2 separate regions of the Homo sapiens genome follow, and region 2 is linked to region 1. Evidence: chromatin contacts called from ENCODE Hi-C data. All regions are on one chromosome and are shown on one strand. Each heading gives the region's core, a stretch centred on a gene start or an enhancer-like site at or near the end of the contact. The rest is flanking DNA. Distances are from core to core; before and after follow the strand shown.

Region 1 (2,788 bases), core at 205-2,704:
ATGAAGAGGTGGCCATCAGGAGGCTAACGCCTGCTCTGTAGAGTGTGACTCTACAGACCACTGGGGACACTTGAGATTTGGTGGCGAGGCAGGTATGGAATAAACATGTTTTTTAAAAATGTGTAATTATGTTAAGGTAAATTCGGGAAAAATAACTAGCCTATAATAACCTATAATTTCTCATATGCTGCCAATTTAAAGAAAAATATTAAATAGTAGTGTAAGTGGGAAACAGAGGAAATCCAAGCAACAGCATAGATGGCCTCACCAGGAAGTGAACAGGCAGGATGTTAATCAGAAGACAGACTACAGTCAGGTATCCAGACGCAGGGGGCCCCATTAAAACCTGCACACTGAATTCTGCAAATTACAAGGAAAACTGTACCCTTACTGAGGCTGTGCTGAGCCAACTCTGAAAAGTAACAATGCCTAGTCTCAAACAGACCGTTGTTAAAAGTGCTGAGCGAGGGTAAATACACTGGTCACGCACTAACTTTTGATGTTAGTTACTTTCACTGCACCTGCCCTGGCCCTACAACCAGTCCGCCAACTTCCTGAAGTCAGAAGATCATTTTGCATTTTCTCCTACATTTATAGAGGTGACTCTCAACAAACTTGGCTGCGCATTAGAATCACCTGGGACGTTTCTTAAATTCCTGAAGCCCAGGCCTCATCCCAAACCAATTAAATCAGAATCTCCATCGGCGGAAGCCGAGCATTAGGATTTTCTTAAAAGCTCCCCAGAAAATTCCGATGTCCAGCCGACTAAAACACTGAAAGAACCTGATAACGATTTCTTTTCCTTTCTTCCATTTGCCCCTGCAGCAGTTTTTCCTTCTGCCTAACTGCTTCTCCTGCTCTAGACCCACGTGGATTCCTAAGTATCCTTCAACACCGTCGCTTCAACTCGCGCTGTCGTTATACTAGGAAGGCAGGCCTATGGTTCACTCTGCTAGTGGACACGTGGAGTGTGCAGAGCGGACAGGCAGCTCTCCGACTCTGAAGGAATCGAGGGCAAAACGGGACTCGTGAGAACAGACAGTTCCCCGTCGTGGGGCTGCCCGGGCTCACCTTCTGGTCTGAACTCGGCCCTGCCTGGCGGTACACCCCGGAGCCGTAGACGAAAGCCAGACTCAGCTCCTCGGGGAAGTGAGACAGGATCTTGCGGAAGGTCACCCACGAGCTCTGCAGCGTCTGCAGCGCCATGGGGTCGAGGCTAACAGGGGACACTCAGCGCAGCAGGGCGAGGACAACCGGGCGGGGAACAGACACCGGGTAGGCGGTTTAGGGTGGGAAATGGAAGTCGGAGACTGGATCGAGGGACACAAGGCTGAGTGTGGGGTGGGACTGCAAGCACACGCAAGGATTGGGGCGTTGGGCCACGAAGAGCAGCGGCGAGAAGACGCAGCCCAGATAGGCTCGGGTGGGCGGCGGTCGCACAGGCAGAGCTTCCGTCCCTTGCTACGCCCCACGCACGCACAGGCGCTTCCAAGACGCAAGAGGCGGTGCTCGCCTTAGTGTGGGGAACGCGAGGCTTTGCATTGTCCCCTCGTGGTCGGAGGAGTGCCCTACAGGCTGGCGGCTAGGTTGCGACTTGGACAAATCGGCGGAGGCGAGCGTCACCCGACTCCGCGGGCCCTGAGCCTTGATAGCCTCTGTACTTCTCTCTTCAAACTACGGTTTAAAGAATGACTATAAAATCGGGAGCGTATTGAAGGTTTTTAAGTGAGGCGACACTCACATAATATGGAACTAGCCGTTCTGAAATGGACAGTGTAGTAGCATGTAGTGCCTTCACAATATTGTGCCCCCATCATCGCTCTAGTTCCAAAATTGCAGATTTCGAAGATTTGGAAAAACACAAAATTAAAATGATGCCCAATCCCGCCATGTAGAGAATACCACCGTCAAGATTTGACGGAGACTTCTTCACGCTAAAGCCCTTTTCAAATACAAGGGTGGATATGGGAGTGCACAGACGTTCTCTGATACTTGCATTTAATTTCAAGGGTGGATCACAGTTTTTGCCCCCTTGCCTTGTGGAATGGTCTCACAAAGGGTGCTTCAAATGCAGTTTCTGGAGGAAACAGGACCCTAGGAGTAGAAAAATCTTACAGCTCTCCTCTTTGTATAACTGGAGAAACTTGCTGAAGATTACCATTCAGGAGGTGGTTTGACTTCCAGGACAGAAACTTTTTCAACTACCCTCTCCTTCCTCCCCAAAATACACTACCTCTCAAAAATAATAGAAATAGTAATAGCTAACATTCAGGTAATGTTGACACATTTTCACATGCACTTCTCACTGAGCACCCTCTAGTGCCCTGTGGCAGGAGGGCCTTGGTTTTACTGATGGCCAAGCTAAGGCTTAGAGAGGTAAAGCCAGGTGATAGGATCACATCAGCCTGTGGCAAAACTAGAGCTAAACCCAGGTCTGGCTCCAACTCTGGGATTTTTTCGGAAATTCTGCTCTGTCCTTGAAGGGTTTTGAGCAAGGACTTATGTAATTCACATGTTAGCCTGAATTGTGGGGGACTGATTAGACAGTTGTTATCATAGTTCCCCCATGAACTGGAAACGGCTAGGCCAAGGTCTTAGGAGCAGGGATGGGATTAAATCAATTGGAAAAATGATTACTTGCACTCACACTCTGGGCCTGCACTGAGATGAAGAGATCTGAGCTGCCTGCTGCCCTGCAGGAGCTAGGGGTCTGTAGAGGAGAGGAGACAGAACTGCAAATCAGAGTAGAATTTGGGTAATGCAGCCAGGTACCCAGCACAGTGCCGGA
Region 2 (2,859 bases), core at 230-2,729, 3.1 Mb after region 1:
AACTGCTCCAAATTTGCTTTTTATCTAACATCATTAGACAAAAAGCATATTCTAAAATAAACAGCAATAAGTCATTAGCAAAAAAATAAAGTGAGAAATGTGCATTAAAATGATCCACATTTATTTAAGAATGTATTCCAATATCAAACAGCAAATTTCAAAAATGCAAAAACGCAATTGCTTTTGCCTCTCAGGTACATCACTTGACCTTTCTAGTTCTCACCCACTTCACCCCTAAAATCGGAAAATCTTTCTGCAAGAAAAAAATTTGACCACATTCCCTTAAGGCCTCTTCCAATTTCAAGAGCTGTGCTTTACCATGACAAAACGAACCTAGCTCTTTTCCCAATTTTGCAACGTCAGAAAAAGGAGGAAGGGGAAATAGCTGTGTTTAAAACATTTTTTACCAAATAGAAATATTATAAGATTATGGAAAAAAAAATACTAAATGTTGGAGTCATCCTGATAAAAACCCAAATGGATACTGTGTGGGAAAAAAAGTTAACCCATCCATTCTGGAGTCAATATTTATTCTTAATAAGCAAGAAAACTGAAGAAAAAAAATCAGTATAAGATCTACAGCCTGTAGCCTAAACACTTCAGGGCATTTAGGATAAATAAGCGCCTGCACCTTCCCAGGCAAGTCAAAACCACGACATAAAACAGAGAAATATGTAAGGAAAACCTACAGCCCAAGAGTTTAAGAGCAAGACAGGCCAATTTCTTCAAATAAATTTAAGCAATGCTGCTAAAAGCTGCTTTACACATCCCTATTACCATGTACTACTTCCAAATTTCGAGGAGGAGGGGCATGGAATTACACAAGATCTGGATCGTATGTTTACTAAGAAACCAAAAATTATAGGTTCTGGGGCGTTTCAACATTTCACCTGAGATGGCCAGAACGGGCGCATCTTTAGACCTTTAAAACCTAAATTAAAAACTATCAGTACCGAGGAAGGGCCGAAGAGCTCAATACCCACCCAATACAACCCCCACTTCCGACCTACAGACGCTCTGCTGAGCGGCTGGGAGAATCCGTCGCGCCAGTCAGGGCCCGGCTTCTTCCAACAACAGACACTTTGCGAGCCTTCCAGAAGCCTTGGCTAAGCGAGAAGGCAGGGTGGAGGCCGCCACTGCGAGGACGGTCCCCACCCAGCTGCGAGGAGCTCGCGGTTCCCCAGAGGGGCGGGCCTGCGTCCGGGTAACCGTGCGCGACGTCCACGAGTTTTTAGGACGACCAGCCCTTCAGCCTCTAGGCCCCGACGCCTGCGCCATTTAAGCCACATATCCGCCCGCCCGGCCGCGGCCAAGGCCGGCGGCAGCTACGTAGCCGCCGCCGCCCGGGGCCCCACAGCCCACGGGCCGGATGGACCGAGCGCCGGCTGCGGCGTTCCGGTGCGCGCGCGCGCCTCAGCCAATCGCGTTCTCGCCCGCCCCCCGCCGCGGCGGCGAGGCTGGCGCTGGGAAGAGGAAGAAGAACATTCGCCCTCCTCCTACCAGCGCGCGGGCGGCGGCGGCGGCGGCACCGGGGTCACGAACTCTGACCTTTCACTGACAAAAACAATAACAAACCCCCCCTTCTCCGCGACCCCGGCGGCGCCCCCGGGCCCGTCCCCGCCACCCCGCTCCCACCTCGGCGTCTCGTCTCTCGCCCGCTGCCCCGCGAGCCCGCGGCCCCCGGGCTCCCGCCATCCGCCGACACCGGGAGCCCGGGCTCCCCGCGCCCTGCCCTCCGCGCCGGGGGCCGCCCGCCGCAGACACGGGACCCGCTTCGAGGCCGCTTTGGCGCCAAATCCTGAGGTAAAATTGAAAGAGGGTCGGGCGGGCTCGGGCCGGCGGCGGAGGGGGCGGGCCTGGCGCGCGGACATGGAGGCGCCGCGGCGGCGGCTGAACCCGACCCTTTTACCTTTGCCACGGGGTGGCGGCGGCGGCGCCCGGCGCTTTGCATAGTGGGCCGGGCCGCTCCCCTCCCCTCCCCGCCCGCGGCCGGGCGAAGCGAGCGGGTTCCCCCTGACCGGCCCGGCCGGCGCAAGGGTGGGGGTGGAGGGGGAATGGCCGCGGCCCCGCCTTATAGTTGGCCCTCCGCCAGCGCCGCCATTTTGTTCTCGACGGAGATGGCTCCGGCTGGGCGGGCTCCCTTCCTCCTTATCCTCCTCCTCCTCCCGCCTGCAGTCCCTTCTTCCTTCTCTGCCGGGATTTTCACCCCTCCGCTTCTAGTCCGCCTTTGGCGGCCGTCGCAGCCCAACCGCCGTTTTTTCTGAAGGGGAGGGTAAAAGAAAAGGAGGAAGGCGGGTGCGAGGCGCGACCTCGTGAGCGACGGATGGGCTGGCTAATTGGCGCCCAGATAGGAGGGCCGGGGCCTGTGGCACCGCCCCCCTAAGCTTTGCTGATTGGCTGAGGCGGAAGAGGGTGGTCCTTATGGGGCGCGGGAGCCCTGGCGGGGCGGGAGTAGAGGCCGGGGCGAAGAGTGGGGCCGGGTCGGCGGGGGCGGGGCCGGGGGCGGGGCGCGAGGGGCGCGGCCGGGTGGAGAGGCCGGCGCCTGGTCTTGGGTCAGCAGGTGGGCTGCTTCCCTCCGCCTGGAACGCGTCTCGAATGAGTACTGAGGAACAATAGTAATAAAGGTGATGAAGCATTTCGAGTCCACGATGCGCTCTCGTGGGAAGAGGTTTTCGGAACCAGGACACTTTTCAGGGCTCCTGCTCGTTATTTCGCAGCGGCCTTGGCGAATCCCCTAATGAGGCTCAATTTTATCGACTGTAAATGGGGGGCATGCGCATTCTTGCCAGGCCGGACCTCCCTTCTGAGCATTGTTTGTGGGGCTCTACTCAGAAAATGGAGGCAACGCTACTTTGCGAG

What was found. Hi-C counts contacts between places; a loop is a spot of excess contacts on that map. Pooled maps may share reads with other maps.
Region 2: a map of CD8-positive, alpha-beta T cell shows a loop between it and region 1 (6-fold over the local background). The contact joins the promoter of NR2C2 here to the promoter of TAMM41 in region 1. A Hi-C loop is called at or near these places in 3 of 168 maps with a recorded cell type or tissue (CD8-positive, alpha-beta T cell and naive thymus-derived CD4-positive, alpha-beta T cell) and 7 of 50 pooled maps.

The regions. Positions count from the first base shown.
Region 1 is chr3:11,845,431-11,848,218 of GRCh38, forward strand. TAMM41 (TAM41 mitochondrial translocator assembly and maintenance homolog) reads right to left here and starts at 1,455. Exons shown (of 8, transcript NM_001284401.2): 1 at 1,072-1,455. The coding sequence starts at 1,206.
Region 2 is chr3:14,946,104-14,948,962 of GRCh38, forward strand. It overlaps NR2C2 (nuclear receptor subfamily 2 group C member 2), which reads left to right and starts at 1,480. Exons shown (of 14, transcript NM_001291694.2): 1 at 1,480-1,803. FGD5-AS1 (FGD5 antisense RNA 1) reads right to left here and starts at 2,338. Exons shown (of 2, transcript NR_046251.1): 1 at 1,910-2,338; 2 at 1-51. RefSeq lists enhancers at 631-1,320, 2,009-2,696, 2,143-2,342, 2,697-2,859 and silencers at 1,103-1,532, 1,583-1,652, 1,673-2,092, 2,483-2,542.